Regions from separate parts of the Homo sapiens genome. Here region 2 is linked to region 1. The links are chromatin loops, found by intact Hi-C in ENCODE. Cell type or tissue: HCT116. All regions are shown on one strand. Each heading gives the region's core, and the rest is flanking DNA. Links, peaks and the distances in the headings are about the cores only. Region 1 overlaps PLCXD2 (phosphatidylinositol specific phospholipase C X domain containing 2). Region 2 overlaps ABHD10 (abhydrolase domain containing 10, depalmitoylase).

Region 1 (7,694 bases), core at 762-4,761:
TCTATCCATCAATCTGTCACTATCCTTCCATCAATCCATCTTGTATTTTTGACATATTCCAACTGCAAGCATCTATACACATTCCCTAAGTACTTCAGCATGCATATGATTAACTGGAGTTCAATATCTGTTTTTAATTTGTTCTTCTTTTAACATAAAGTTTACGCTCAATAAAATTCACAAATCTTAATGGTACACTTGCCGAGTTTTGACAAATACGTACACATAATTCAAACTCATATCAAGGTCTAGAACATAACTGGTACTCCAGAAAGTTCCTGCAAGCCCCTTCCTCATCAACACCTGCCCCATTCTCCCAGAGGCAACAGCTATACTGATTTTTTTTTCCACTGTAGATTAGATTTGCCTGTTTTAAAACTTCATATAAGCCATGAAAAATGTATTATTTCACGTGAGTTTTCTTTCACTTGGCATAATTGTTCTGAAATTCATCCACGTTGCTGCATGTATCAGTAGTTCGTTGCCTTTCAAAATCAATGAAGAGAATTCCATTGTATGTATATACTGCAGTTTGTGTATCCAGTTTCCTACACTGGCAGGATGGACACTTGGGCTATTGCCAGTTTTTTGGATATTATGAGTAAAACTGTTATCTGTTCAATTCTTTTACTCATTTTTTCATTTTCTTTTAAAAAAATTGTTGAGTTGTAGAAGTTATTTATATAGCCTAGATACTGGTCTTCTGTCAGATATATTTTGTGAATATTTTCTCCTAGCCTATAGCTTGTCTGTCAGTTTTCTCAGTGACATATTTTCATGAGCCGAATTCCTTAATTTTTACAGATTCTAATTTGTCCATTTTTTTTCTTTTATGGCTTCTGTGATCTAAGAACCACTTCAGTCCACTCCAAATTTACAAACATATCCTATGTTTTATTCTAAAAGCTTTATGGTTTTTAGCTTTTAGGTTTAGCTCTAAGAACCATCTCAAATTGATTTTTGTTTATGGTATAAAGTAGGAGGTCAAGGCTTACTTTTTTCATATGGATATACAGTTATTCGATCACTAAGTGTGGCTTCTTAATAGACCAATACTTAATCAGTTGTCTCACTAACGGTCTTTCAGTCTCATTTTATTAATCAAAGGCTTCCTAGGTGACAGCCAGTTATTTAGTGACATAAAGGAATAATGAAAATTCAATGTGATAATTTCTGCATTAATAGTAAGTGTAAACTACCACAGGCAGCATAGAGAAGAAAGCAATAAAGTGTACTCACAGTTTACATCATAGTAAAAACAGCTCAATACATACTCAGTAGGCTGAGAATGCTTTAAAGAAGACAGAAGAAACTCTCCCTTGATGCTGCCTGCCCTTCTTTCAGCACATATCTTGACTTCTCAGTTTTCCAGACAACCCTGTTCAGGCCTTGGTAGCATTTTGTCCTTCTCCTCTTTCTTTTTCTCTTACCATAACTATAATCAGTCCTGGGTCTCCTCCCTCTCTCAGTGGACTCTACAATCAGCCACGGGCTAAAACACATATCATAAATCAATCAATCTATCTATCTATCTATCTATCTATCTATCTATCTATCTATCATCTATCCATCATCTTATTTTTTTTTTGAGACGGAGTCTTCCTCTGTCCCCCAGGCTGGAGTGCAGAGGCGCGATCTTGGCTCACTGCAAGCTCCGTCTCCCGGGTTCACGCCATTCTCCTGCCTCAGCCTCCCGAGTAGCTGGGACTACAGGCGCCCGCCACCACGCCCAGCTAATTTCTTTGTATTTTCAGTAGAGACGGGGTTTCACCGTGTTAGCCAGGATGGTCTCGATCTCCTGACCTGGTGATCCGCCCACCTCGGCCTCCCAAAGTACTGGGATTACAGGCGTGAGCCACTGCGCCTGGCCTATATTTTTATATTAATAGCTGATTATGACTTAAAAGATCACCCTCCCAGGGGTACTTCCATTTTGAACGGGGACTCCTGAAGAGTGATAATAATAATGCTTCATACAGATTTTTGGGGAATTAAACAAAATAATACATGTAAAGTGTTTAGAAGAGTTTCTGTGATATGATAAGTGTGGTAAAAAAAAAAAGGTAAGGAATCATAACTGGAAGAGTGTGAGGTAGAAATATTTGGTGGCTGGGAGTAAGAAACTACACCTTAAAGAGGTCACATCCTCCTGCTTACGTGACAACATGTTGTGGTTTGGAAGTGAGAAGCTGCAAATACAGACTTCCTTAAAGATAGACCAAGGATACACAAGGAACCACACCAAGGACACAGTAGTACTGAACCTGATAGATTCAAGACTTCATTTTAAAAGCCTGAGTCAGTGTTGAAGTATGAGGTGCAGGCGCCCTCTGCTGGTCATTACAGGGAAATGAGCCTTAAAGGCTTGTAACTCCAGTCACTGCAGCCAGAGCCTCCTCACCTTGGAGGATCCCTGGAGCCTGAGCAGAGAAATGCAGTGAAAGGTATGTACCTGTGGTTTCCAGTGACAAAGAGTTCTGTGTCAGCTTCGGGTAGCATGTGTCAACCTTCTCCAAGGCAAGGATCAAATAATTAGGATTAAGTACGAAGAAGGGGAAATGCAGAACCCACAGTGAAGAGGAGCTACTTTATTTTCTCAGCTCTTGGTATTTACCAGGACAAGGGATCTGTGCAAAAGGCTGAACCTGACAGTGCTGACAGGCCCGTGAGGCAACAGTTCCCATGGATGGCAGAGCAGGAGGTTAAAAACTTCCCTTTGACCTTGGGGCCCAGCTGGGAACAAGGGTGGTCCATAGTGTTTCTGGGTGTCTTTACAAATAGGGATGGCATGTCTATTTTCTGCCAGCCACTGTGGCTGGCATTTTCATGTTAAGGCTACAATCTGATGAGGTTTATTAATCCTGTTTAACTGGTGAGAAAACCACAGCTCAGAGACCTCAGAAAACTTGTCCACGGCCACCCTGTTGCTCAGGGACTGCATTGATTTGCTAGGGCTACCATAGCAAAACACCACATACTGGTTGGCTTAAATGACAGAAATGTATTTTCTCTTGTTTTAGAAGTTGGACATCCAAGATCAAAGTGTCATCAGATTTCATGTCTCCTGAGGCCTCTGTCCTTGGCTTGCAGACAGCCGCCTTCTTATTGCATTCTCACATGGCCTTTCCTCTGTGAACACATATCTGTGGTGTCTCTTTGTGTGTCTAAATTTCCTTTTCTTTTAAGGATACCAGCTAGACTGGATTAGGGCCCACCCTAATATCCTCGTTTTGACTTAATTACCTCTTTAAAGGCCGTATCTGCAAATGTACCCACATTCTGAGGTAACTGAGAGTTGGGACTTCAATATGTGAGCTTGGGGATGGCGGGGATGGGACGGGGCACAACACAATGCACCCTGGAACAGGGAGCATGTCAGGCTGCACTCTCAGGCCTTCTGATTTCAGTCCATGTTCCCTTATAGAGTTCATGGATGCTCTGTCCTCAAGCTTAGGCAAAGCATTTTCATATGATTTCAGTGAGAGTGCCATGAACCTGAATTTCAGGTTTCTATAAGTCTGGGAGAAACCACCATGGAAATTGAGTCAAATGGCTATATTTCTTGTGGCTTCCTTCTACGGTGTTGAACCAAAATGAACAAGATCTTAGCTCCAAAGTTTATCGAAGAGTTAGGGGGTTAAATCCCTGCCGAGAAACCACCTCTACATTTGTAAGAAAATATACCCTGTCTTTTTTTTCTTGGTTTGAGCTGACCACCAGTGCCAGCGACCAGTTGTTAGGACAGACCCTCTGGGTGTTGGCACACAGGGGAAGGTCCTATGTTTGTTCAACAGCCCAGAGGAAATGACAGCCACACTCTGCACTGGCCTTTTGGAACAAACTCAACCAGAGCTATATTTTCCTCCTTCAGTTGATGTGCAGGACTAGGAATGCATGCATACTTGCAATATTCTTATGGCCGGCAGGGGGGCGAGATGCCAAAGAAAGTATCTTTCCAAGCTTGGGGACATTGGCTTGCTGCTAGCAGTAGTGCAAGGGCTCTGGCATAGTAGGATCCCTTGGCTTTGGGCGCATGCCAACATCATTATCTCTCATCATAAAGGAAAGAGCCAATGTTTCACTTGCAGCCAGATTAAAGTTTTAGGAATGTACAGATATGAAAAGCTTTGTGACATTGTGGGTTACTAGTTATAACCTGTGAGATATTACCAGATTCAGGTACTAATAAGACAACTGCAGGCCTGTGGAACAGAAAAGAATAAGCACAAAAATATGCAGTATCCAAGTCAGTGTCCAACGCTGAAAAGGGCAGTGGTCTAACGATCAGAAGGCCAGAGTCTGAGAGGTATTCTTGACTTTTACTAGCTGTATGGATTGGGGTCACTTAAGCTCCCTGAATCCCATCTAAAGAGGGGATGATAATATGCTGTAGACAATGTGCCATCCTAGAGGCTGACTTGATTTAAGAATCAAATGAAATCATCTGCAAAAAGCCATTTGATATTCAGAATATGGTATACAGATATAACTTATCCTTAGTTTTTTAAATACTCCCTCTCCATTATTAGTATGGCTGTCTGCACAGACTTCTTCACAGTGGTATTTCACATTGCTTTATAGAAATTTTCATGCCAGTTTCTGCTGCTAGACTGTGAGTTCCTTGACAGCAGACAGTATAATATTCACCTTGAATCTTTGTACCTAGCTCTTCCTAGGTGCTCAATGTTTGTTGAATGAATATATAAATAATGTTGATCTACAAATATACCAGAGGCATGAGGAAAACAGTGTGGATACACAAACATATTATTAAAACAATAAAGCTTCTAATTCGGGATCTTTCAAAGAGATATAGTGCTGGTTTATAAAATTCACTTTTCCAAGTTCAGCATAATGAATTCAGTCAAGACTTAGTAGAGCCACACAGAAAACACTTTCTGGTTTTGTCCATGGTTGACATAATCAGGAGCTCTCACCAAGAAAGAAAAATCTAGTCCTGCTGTCTAAACTCCTGCTAGGTGAACTCCTGTTATCTGAACTCATGTTACCTAAACTCAGGACCAAATAAATAGAAACATGTTTTTGGATGAATCTTTCATTATCTGAACTCTGCTCGTCAACCTGAAACTCAGGGACCAAACTGATTCTTGTAAATATCTTTTGCTACCCAAACGTATTAGCTTCCTTAGCTTGGATTGCAAGGGATTCCCTGTTATCCAAATGTATTTATAACATTCCTTTTATACATATACATATACACATACACATGTACAGGTACATAGACACATACATACACACACTCACATATATGTGCGCGCACACACACAAACACGCATACAAATAAACCATCCTTTTTCTTGAGAACATCTATCATTCATTGGTGTCCGGGATAAGGAACACCATCTGATACAAAATTACTGAAGCTTCTGCTATCTAATTGTACAACCAGGCTCAATTCTGCCCTGAGGAAGTATTTGAAGCTACAGCATGGGCATGGTGGGTGGCATCCTAAGCTGCTTCTTCAGTGACTCATGGTCACCATGGAAAGGAGAACAAATTCTTGAAGGGCCAGCTCTGAATCCTTAGCACCTAGGACAGCAGCCTATATTGAATGCTTCTTAAATGAGTGCCTGGGTCAGCTGCGAGGCACAGGCAGGACCCCATGTGGCCAGGTACCAGGAGTGAACAGACATGGTGTTGGCTCAATGTGCTTTGCCTTATAGCAAAATTTAGAGAGTACAGTATTTATGGTATGATGTGTACTTATGAACAAAGTGTTTAGAGAGCCTTTGTTAATACAATCCACCTCAACTGCATGGTTTTCTCGAATACAAAGTTTTTTGCTTGTTTTGTTGTTTTTCTAACTCCTCAGACTACATGGCTTTACTGCGATTTACTCAGAATAGAATCAAGATAAATATTTTTTAAAAAGCTTTCCTTGTGGGGTGGAAGCAAATTCTTACCTATGAACCAGCGTGTTCTTGAGGCCCCCAACCAAGCCCCGGGCAATGGTCTTCACTCTGGGGGTGAGGATCGCTTGGGAGACATGGAAGGAGCCCCGTGAGGCCCGCTCACTCAGAGTGGTCTCCAAGAAGAGGATTAGTTTGCGCACACTTGTGGTGTTTGCCCAGGGCGCTGGAATCTTCTTTCCTGGCCACAGGAAGGGGTACTGCTTGTAGAAGGGACAGTGGTAGAAAATAAGAACCTGAAATATTCAAAACACAAAAAGGAGAGCAATCCATAAAAATGCTGAATGTTAACTCCTCCGTTTTATACGGACTGCTAGGAAAAAGGCAAGAAAATATAATCATATGTGGAAAGTCAAGAACTGTTTATATTAATATATATTTTTAGGAAATCAGCAAAGATTTACAGAGCACTTGCCATATGTCTGACTCAAAAATTCTTAATTTTGTTGGCATAAATACCTTTGGAAGTATATTAAAATCATGGACCCCCTTCTCAGAATTACATGTTAAATGAATGCATACAATATACAGGATTACAAAGAAAATCTATGATATGGAAATATAGCAATCAATATATTAAATAAGTTTGTAATAAATTAATGTATGTGCTGCATGATAAATGCATTCAATAAAAATATTTTGTTGTAAGTCTAATAAGTCCCATAACTGTGAGTTAGGGATAAGCATAAGTGGTATCTCAGATATCTGCGATAACCAAAATGTGAGATGGACGCATCTAGGGAGATAAAAATCAGGCAGGGCTAAGATTGTTGTGGGTCACCGCCTGCCCTCATAATCTATGGGTATACTAATTTTCAGTTCAATTTTAGTAAAAATGAATATGTATTTTTTTTCCCATCCAAATTTAAAGACTTCTTAAATTCTACCCTCATATCCCTCTGGGGAAGCTTTGGACCTCAGGCTGAGAACTCTTAGGCTGAGCAGCAAGCGCTGTCTAGAAGTTATGTCTCCTGTAATTACAAAACTGACAGCTTTTGGAGTTGAAATAAAAACACTGAACTAATTTGTGGGTAAATAGACTTTCAATCGTGTGTGCTGGCTCTGCCTGGAACTGCCCTTCCCAGGAGAGTGGGGAGTGTGCCACTTGAGTCAGGGGAGACTTTGCAGAGGCAACTGGCCTCCACAGGGACCGCTCAGGATGGTGGTGATGTTGAAAATAATTAGCAAGCTACATCCACAGCATTAATTAGTTTCTGGGAGGCAGCTGTGGGATAGGAAACTGCTATTTTGATCGTCCCAATTCAGAGCTCTGCTGTGAAGGTTTCTAAAGGAATATATTTTTCCCTGTCCCAGGCACTAGTAATCTTTTCCTGGAGGAATGCCCTGCACATGCTCACGAGGCCTGGACTGCCATCCCCGGATAGTTGGCCACAGAGGGTAATCCTCCCGGGCACCCAAGAACAAGAGCTCTGGATGTCAGCCTCATTTCCGGTGTGCATTTAGCTCGTGACTAAGGTGCCTGACTAACTGCTCCCCAAGGCCCAGAGCTGGGGAGCACCAGGCTGGTTGCACTGAACTGGGTAACGGCTGTTCTTGTTGTTTCTAATGGTTTTGAGTAATGTCTGACTGACTGCTAATGACGTCTGTGGTAAACCGGTGTGTTAATGAGGTTAATCACAGGCTCATGATAAGCAGATTGCCTGGGGGAAGGGGAGGATTTCCTTGTAGAGGTGTAATTGGCCAGGTGGTAAGCCTGGGGGCTGTGAGGAAAGCCGTCCTGTGCAGTGGACCGTGGGAGAGGTG
Region 2 (7,694 bases), core at 351-4,350, 270 kb before region 1:
GCTCCACACACCTTTCATCTCTACTTCCTTTTTTAGCTATTGGAAAAAGAAAGAAAAATAAAAGTATTTGTGACTTTAGGCAACATTAACACATGCAATAGTTTTAAGTAATCTAATGAAAGCAGTTCTTGAATAAGAGGATAGAGATAACAAAAGTATAACAATAATAATTATCAATAATTACTACATGCAAGGTACTGTGATGGGTATTTTATACATATTATTCCATAAGATTCTGATAATAATTCTGTTATTATTCTATTTTTATAAAAGAGGATATTATGGTTTAGATAAATGAAATACTGTGTGCAACAGTTCAGGGCTAGGCTACTAACTGTTATGGCTAAGACTCAAACTTAAATTTAAATTTATTTAATTTTATCATACACTATCTCAAATCAGATGTTGCTTCACCCCAACTGAAAAGAAAAATGAAGAGGGAGAAAAGCACTACAATTTCTTGGAATCAGTCCAGGTATCATTCATATTTAAATAAAATCAAATCTTAGAATAAACATTGTTTAGATTTCAAAATTGTAAACCTAAAAGTGCTTATAAGTAGCTAAAATGGATATGGCATAGGGAAAGAAGAGAAAGAATCAAACACAGAACTAAGAATAAAAAAATAAGAGTAATTACATTGTAACAATCATACACATACTCATGCAATTTTAGGCTGAATGTAAAGAAATATAGTTTTTCCTTCCAGAGTCCTATAAAAGAGAAAAAATTTGATTTTTGTTCTGGATGACAAAGAAGTCTTCCACATACTTCCTGAAAGCCAAACAATAATATCTGTATATTTATTCCCTTAAAATGAAATATACATGTCCTTTGACTTTTTGAGAACTCTTATTTTTTATATAATTTATCTTAATTTTTCTAAAAAAATTAGAATTTTGTATAATGAGTAACATGCAGTCATTATAGAAAACATAAAAATAATTAAAGAAATAAATCACCCATAATCCTATCTTATGGAGAGAAAAACCATTAATATATGGCTTATTTCCTTCCAATATTTGTCTATATGTGTTTTGGTTTTTGTGTAATATGTAAAATACATACATATTACACATTCATATACAGTTTTCTATGCTGTTTATTTAGTACATATATTTCTGGGTTTAAAAAATTCTATGAAAAGGTTTTAAATGCTGCACAGCAGTCCACCATAATTGACTTAATTAGTTTGACCATCTCATACTGTGGTATTGTCATGAACACTTTTGAGCATAAAAGTTTATTTATATATAATAGATTATTGGAAAGATGATCACAGCTTAAAACTAAAACAAAAATCAAGCTATGAATAGTTTCAAGACTGTTACAATCATATAATATTAAGGGCATTTCTAGAAAAATGGAATGGACATCTTATCAAAAATTTTAAAAAATAAGGAAAGAAAAGCTACACATATTTGAAAAATTTAAAGTTTCAACAAATATACTATGATTTTCCCATGTTTAAAATTGTTAATTTATTGCAAATGTAAAAAGGAAAACAAGAACTTAAAAAATATGTATGACATAATATAATCTATATGTACTTAGGCTTTAATGTATTTTTAATTCCAAAAAGACTTAATAATTCAGTAAAAAAAAAACTGTACTTCTAAATATGTCTCCAAATGATTTAAAATTAATGAAATTCTACAAAACTATAAAATGTATATAAATCTATATCAATATCATGGCATTCTCTGTATTAAAACAACATATGAACCAAATATTTAAAGTAAAGATGACATTTAGCTATCCTCAAGCTACTCAGGATTGTTTCTGAATTTGTAAATACTTCAGCAGATAGAACTTAGTCCCACTGGTTATTAGCTGAAGTGGAGGCTTTGCTAATTAAGGCGACACTGAATTAATAATAGTTTCATTTTAAGCATCCCTGGCCCCCAACTAGCTCTGCTACCTGCCACTGAATTGAATGAAAATGGTCCATCTGAAGAACAAAGTTAACTTTATAAAATGTTGTATGTCTCAAGTCCTCAAGAACAAAAAGTTCAGAAACAGCAAAGACATTACCCAAAGAAAATGTACAATATATTAAGTTCTACATCAACAAAACTTATCAAGGCAATGTGGTTCAGAAGCTTACATTCCCAACAGCTGTGCATCATGTCTGAGGCCCTCTAGTGTCCAAAGAAGGTGATAATGATTAGAGTCAGTTAAAGAGGATGGTCAAGTTCTTAGAGAAGAAATGAGAAATGCTGGGCTTACTATTCCCAGGGTTATAAAAGATAGTAAAAATCTCCACATCTGCTCCGTTGACATTGTTAGGGCTAGCTGTTTATGTGGAGAAGAGATAGCGGTCTTAGTGTTGGTGCTCTTTCCTTATACATGCTTTTAAGTTAACCAAGGGCTCAACATGCTTCTGTTAACAACTGCTTATCTGAGTAAGTATTAGCAAAAAATGCCTTGATTTGCAGATTATAAATCTTCTCAATTAGAAAGTATCTACCCTATGCTCACTCTGACTGATGTGAACACACACACACGCAGAGAAATGTACATGGCCAGGCACAGTGGCTTGTGTCTCTAATCTCAGCACTTTGGGGGTCCAAGGCAGGAGAATCTCTTGAGCCTAGGAGTTCAAGACCGGCCTGGGCAACATGGCGAGACCCCATCGCTACAAAAAATACAAAAATCAGCCAGGCATAGTGGTGTGCACTTGTGGTCCCAGCTACTCAGGAGGCTGAGGTGGGAGGATCTCTTGAGTCTGAGGGGTCAAGGCTGCAGTAAGCAATGACTGCACCACTGCACTCCAGCCTGGGCAACAGAGATACCCTAAAAACCCCCCCAAATAAAAACAAAACCAAAACAAATGTACACAGGTTTTGTCATTTACCAATAATTACAAAATACAATAAACCCCCAACCCCCAAAAATCAACTCCTTTTCAATCTGCTATGTCTTTGAGATAATTTCCTACCCAAGAAGCGCTGTATTATTGAGTTAAGAGGATGGAGCAAGGAGTCCACATTTAGATCCACAAAATGTCAAAGGTGGGAAAAACATGAAGACATTGAGCAACTATGTATGAGAAACCACCAAGAAAGTGAACAAAATTCAGAAACAGGAGATAAGTTCAAGGAAGACCAGCTTTGTAATTTCAGCTCTGATAGGAAATAATATGAGAAACCTGAATACACACACAATGCTATTTCTTAAGGAGCTTAAAACAACGTGAACTAAGAATGAACTTAGTTAATATATGGCACAGGTATTAATGCAGAACTTGAGGCAAATCAATGACATTCTACTATTCAACACTGCATACGTTTTTTCTTCTTTTTTTTTAAATTTCTGAACCTCCTTCTCCTCTTCCCCCATTCTCTAAAGCATTGTTCTCAAACTTTACAAGAGGTTTGTTAAAACACAGACTGCTGGGCCATACCCCCAGTTTCTGATTCAGGGTAAAACCCAAGAATTTGGGTTTCTAACAAGTTCTCAGGTGCTGCTGCTGCTGCTAGCCTAGGGACCATATTTTTTAACTACTGCTCTGTTTTCTTTAATTTCTGTGTCTCTGTCACTCTGACTGACAATATCTGTCTGGAGAGTTCTGTTGGGAGGAACTGAGGCTGCTTTTAGGCTAAAACAAAGACAGTCAGCTCTCCATATTCATGGTTTCTGCATCCATGGATTCAACTAACTTTGTATCAAAAATATCTGGAAAAAAAAGGTTACCTCTGTATTGAACGTGTACAGTCTTTTTTTCTTGTCCGTATTCCCTAAACGATACAGTATAGCAACAATTTACATAGCGCTTACATTGTACTAGGTATTTTAAGTAATCTGGCAATGATTTAGATTATACAAGATTATGTGCAAATACTACACCATTTTTTTTCTCAGAGACTTGACCATCTGTGGATTTTGGTATCCATGGGAGGTCTTGGAAGCAATCCCCTTCAGATACCAAGGGATGACTGCAGTTTCAGTTCATTAGCCCACTCTAACATAGTCATAAGAACAGGCACTACTCCCCATATGCCACAAAGTAAGAGGACCAAAAGGAGATCACGATGTATGATTCAAATAAGTAAATGTAATAATAAAGAAAATGTGGCTAAAAAAAAAGAAACTTCAAAGTGTGATATTGTTAATGTGTCTCAAATATTTGGCAGAATGATTTGAAGAGACTATGAAGAAACGAAATCTTAAACAAGATGACAAATAGTTAAAGATAGAAAAGAGGTTGTGTACAGAAAGGCAGCTAAGACAAAAGTTGGGCCAGCACAGTAAGTCAAAGGAATTATTGTTTTCTGTCCCCCCTTCCCTCAAAGAAAGAGGGAGCAGAAGAAGTATAAGCGGTAAATATATTGAGGTGGCAAAAGTGACTTTTGACTTACCTCAACAGGAAGCTGATTAAACTTTGTCACTAAGGTATCTGCAGCTGTAGCTACACCAATAAGAGCCACGACCTTCTCTGGTCGTGCAATTGCAGCATGAAGCATAAGCCACCCTCCAAGGCTAGATCCAACAAGAATCTAAAAATAAAATAAAATAAAACATTAGGTCTTTAAGATAGAACAGGTTATAAACATAAAACAAAATATGTACAATAAAAAATTAGAAAGTAAAAATAGAATCATTTTAAATCAAATATCAAAATGGATTAAACATTTAAATTAAATAAAAACATTTTCATATCTAAAGAAACAGCTTAGGCCGGGTGTGGTGGCTCACGCCTGTAATCCCAGCACTTTGGGAGGCCCAGGCGGGCGGATCACGAGGTCAGGAGATCGAGACCATCCTGGCCAACACGGTGAAACCCCATCTCTACTAAAAATACGAACAATTAGCCGGGCGTGGTGGCGGGTGCCTGTAGTCCCAGCTACCTGGGAGGCTGAGGCAGGAGGATGCCGTGAACCCGGGAGGCAGAGCTTGCAGTGAGCCAAGATTGCGCCACTGCACTCCAGGCTGGGTGACAGCACGAGACTCCATCTCAAAAAACAAAACAAAACAAAACAAACAGCTTAAATACGAGGTTACAGTAATTATCATCATACTTAACAAAACAGTCACCTGTGGCCCATCAGCTAAGTCATCAATTATAGAAAGAACATCTTTTCTCCATTTCCCCAGTGTGCTTTCCTCTGAGTTACCATCTGAACTTCCAACTCCTGAGTAATCAAACCTGGAAAAAGGGGAAAAAAATCTATATCTAAATATCTATATATCTGCTTCTTTAATTTTTAAGAAAGATAGCACCTTCCTCATTACTATAATGCTTATAGTGAAACATCACAATCAATATGTATTTTAGCAAATTCTATTGGCTTATTAACTTTCAAATACCTCCTGTGTCCAATCACTTTCTCACCTCCTCCACTGCTACCAGCCTGTTGCTAGTCACACTGTCTCTCAACCTAACTGAATGCAATAGTCTCCTAAAAAGTCTCCTGTTTGCATTTTCACACTCATTGTCTTTCCCTATATAGTAGAGTGATCCTTTTAAAACAAAACCATGTCTTGCAAACCCTCCAAAGGCTTTCTATAATCTTTAAATCCAGAGCCCTTACCATACTTTGGTGCCTGATCACCTCTCTGATCTCATTTCTCATTGTTTTCTCTCTCTCCCTCCCTCCCTCCCAACTGTATCTTCGCTTTGCTTCTTGAAGCTCCCATCTCATCAGCTTTTCTCTCCACATGGCATACTCTCCTCCAGATAGCCATTTAGATTGCTCCCACACTTCATTCAGGCCTTTGGCTCAAATATTACATCCTCAGAAAAGCCTCCCATGACCATTCAATTATTAAAACTGTGCTGCTTTCATCATTCTCTAATTCTTTACTCTGCTTCATTTTCTTCATAGCACTTATTACTACTTGAGATATATTTGATTATTTATGGTCCATCTCCCACATTAGAATGAAAGTTCCACATGGGCACAAGCTTTGTTTCAATGCGTTCCTAGTGCCTAGTTCAGTTCCTTGCGAGTGGTAGGTGCTTAGTGTATATTTAGTGAATTGATGGAAGGGAAGGAGACCAGAATAAAATTCATCATCACCAACCCATCCCTTTCTCCTTCCAACTTCCTAGTTATCTAGGCTCAGTTATCTGTCTGATCTATGAATTTTACCTCTCCTTAAGGGTATCAAATCAATAAAAAATCATGGTGGTATAAAGTATCATACCACACCCACAGGTTACCTAAACTCTAGTCATACTGAACTACTCCTAATTCCCAGTTACACCCTTTTATAACTTAGAGCCTTAGCATGCTGTTCTGCTGCCAAGAACAGCTTCCTCCCCAACCCAAATTCGTAGTCACCCTTTAAGTCATGTCACCTCCTCTGAGGAACTTCACTTGACATATATGCCCCATTTAGTACCAGTCACTTTCTTTTGTATGTACTCAACACTTTTCATATTGTATTGTAATCAAGTTTGTTTTTAAACATTCATCTCCCTCTGACTAGAATGTCAGTTCCTTAAGAGGAGGCTGTTTTATTCGTTTGTTTTTCCAGGCCACAGAATACTGCCTGCCCTATACCATCACCATTCTTTCTCATTTCTTCTTATGTTCATCCCTTTCTTGGTACTTTGGTAAGTCCAGTATCTTGGTGTAGGTGTTTATTTGTCATCTTAGACCTAGACTATCACAGTAGCCTTCTATCTTGTGTCTCTATGACTCTGTCTTTAAATAGAGTCACTATATACATGTCAGTTTTTTTCTTTAACATTTTAGCATTACCTTCAGTGCTCCCTGTGATATACAACATAAACACTTAGTGCTTTGGCCTGTTTTTTTGAACCATTATATTCTGGTCATTTCAGATTGATTTCACAATAAATTTTACAGTAAATTTTTTTTTACTACTAAATTTTACAGTAGTACTCACTTCATCAGGGAATACTACTGCTTTAGACAAATTGATGAACTTACTGTTCCTAAAATAGGTCTATGTTTTCTTATGTGTTTCACATCTCACACTGTTGATTCCTTTACCTGGAATACCTTCTTCCATCATCTTCTTTACTGATATATTTTCCCTTCTTTACTGATATCCTTTCCCAGAGCCTAGTTCAAATGAACCTTTTTGGTGGAATGGCTGGTACAGTAAGTAAGGGATTTATGAGAAATAGGGGAGAGAAGAAATTAAATTTTTCTTTAGGTTTGAAGTGAAACGATTTTGGATCCTTGGGAAATAGAACAGGGCAACTGGTGCAGTCTAAATCAGTTACTGTTTCCCCCTCAATCCAGGGTATGTAAGAGATGGGTAGAAGGGGTGGAAGAAAAAAGGGGGAAAGACACCAACTAATTTTCTCCTTTTCTCTCTTCATAGGTGGCAATTGGATATGGCTGAATGTGGCATCTTTTACAGTTAGCTGCCTTCCAAATATATGGTGAGGATGCAAAATACTTGTACAGCTCCTTCATGAAGGAAAATATAAATACTTGGTGATACTAACAGGGTACCATTAAAAAAATATAGTTAACTCTCACTGAACCCCAATCCAGAGACAAAGATAATCCAAACATATTCAGCACTTTAAAACTTTTAAACAGTAGCACATCTCCATCTTAGCAGCCTCAATAGTCTGGGATGTAGTCCCAAATAAAAATTCTATTACAAATAATTATGAGAGAATACCAGCCTTAAAACCATATGTTATATTCCTGAGATCTGAATCAGTCTTATTTTAGGCATGGTGATAGGACCTTAATAAAACATTT

What was found. Hi-C counts contacts between places; a loop is a spot of excess contacts. Peaks named below come from ENCODE experiments on the same cell type or tissue, not always from the same donor. Only the 100,000 strongest peaks of a DNase experiment are listed, where the experiment ranks them.
Region 2: a loop joins it to region 1, with 4 times the contacts of the local background. A loop is called at or near these places in 3 of 110 quality-filtered maps.

The regions. Positions count from the first base shown.
Region 1 is chr3:111,712,359-111,720,052 of GRCh38, reverse strand. It overlaps PLCXD2 (phosphatidylinositol specific phospholipase C X domain containing 2), which reads right to left. Exons shown (of 4, transcript NM_001413064.1): 3 at 5,925-6,166. Among named protein-coding and RNA genes, the nearest start is that of PLCXD2-AS1, 39 kb to the right of the region's middle. In HCT116, for the core only: CTCF peaks have their summits at 2,329 (motif pointing left) and 3,922; DNase peaks (open chromatin) are centred at 2,352 and 3,934; H3K27ac peaks cover 1,447 bases.
Region 2 is chr3:111,983,719-111,991,412 of GRCh38, reverse strand. ABHD10 (abhydrolase domain containing 10, depalmitoylase) reads right to left here. Exons shown (of 5, transcript NM_018394.4): 3 at 5,038-5,149; 4 at 4,362-4,499; 5 at 1-36. Among named protein-coding and RNA genes, the nearest start is that of ABHD10, 8.5 kb to the right of the region's middle. RefSeq lists enhancers at 4,406-4,905, 4,906-5,407. In HCT116, for the core only: a CTCF peak has its summit at 2,152 (motif pointing left); a DNase peak (open chromatin) is centred at 2,142; H3K27ac peaks cover 1,540 bases.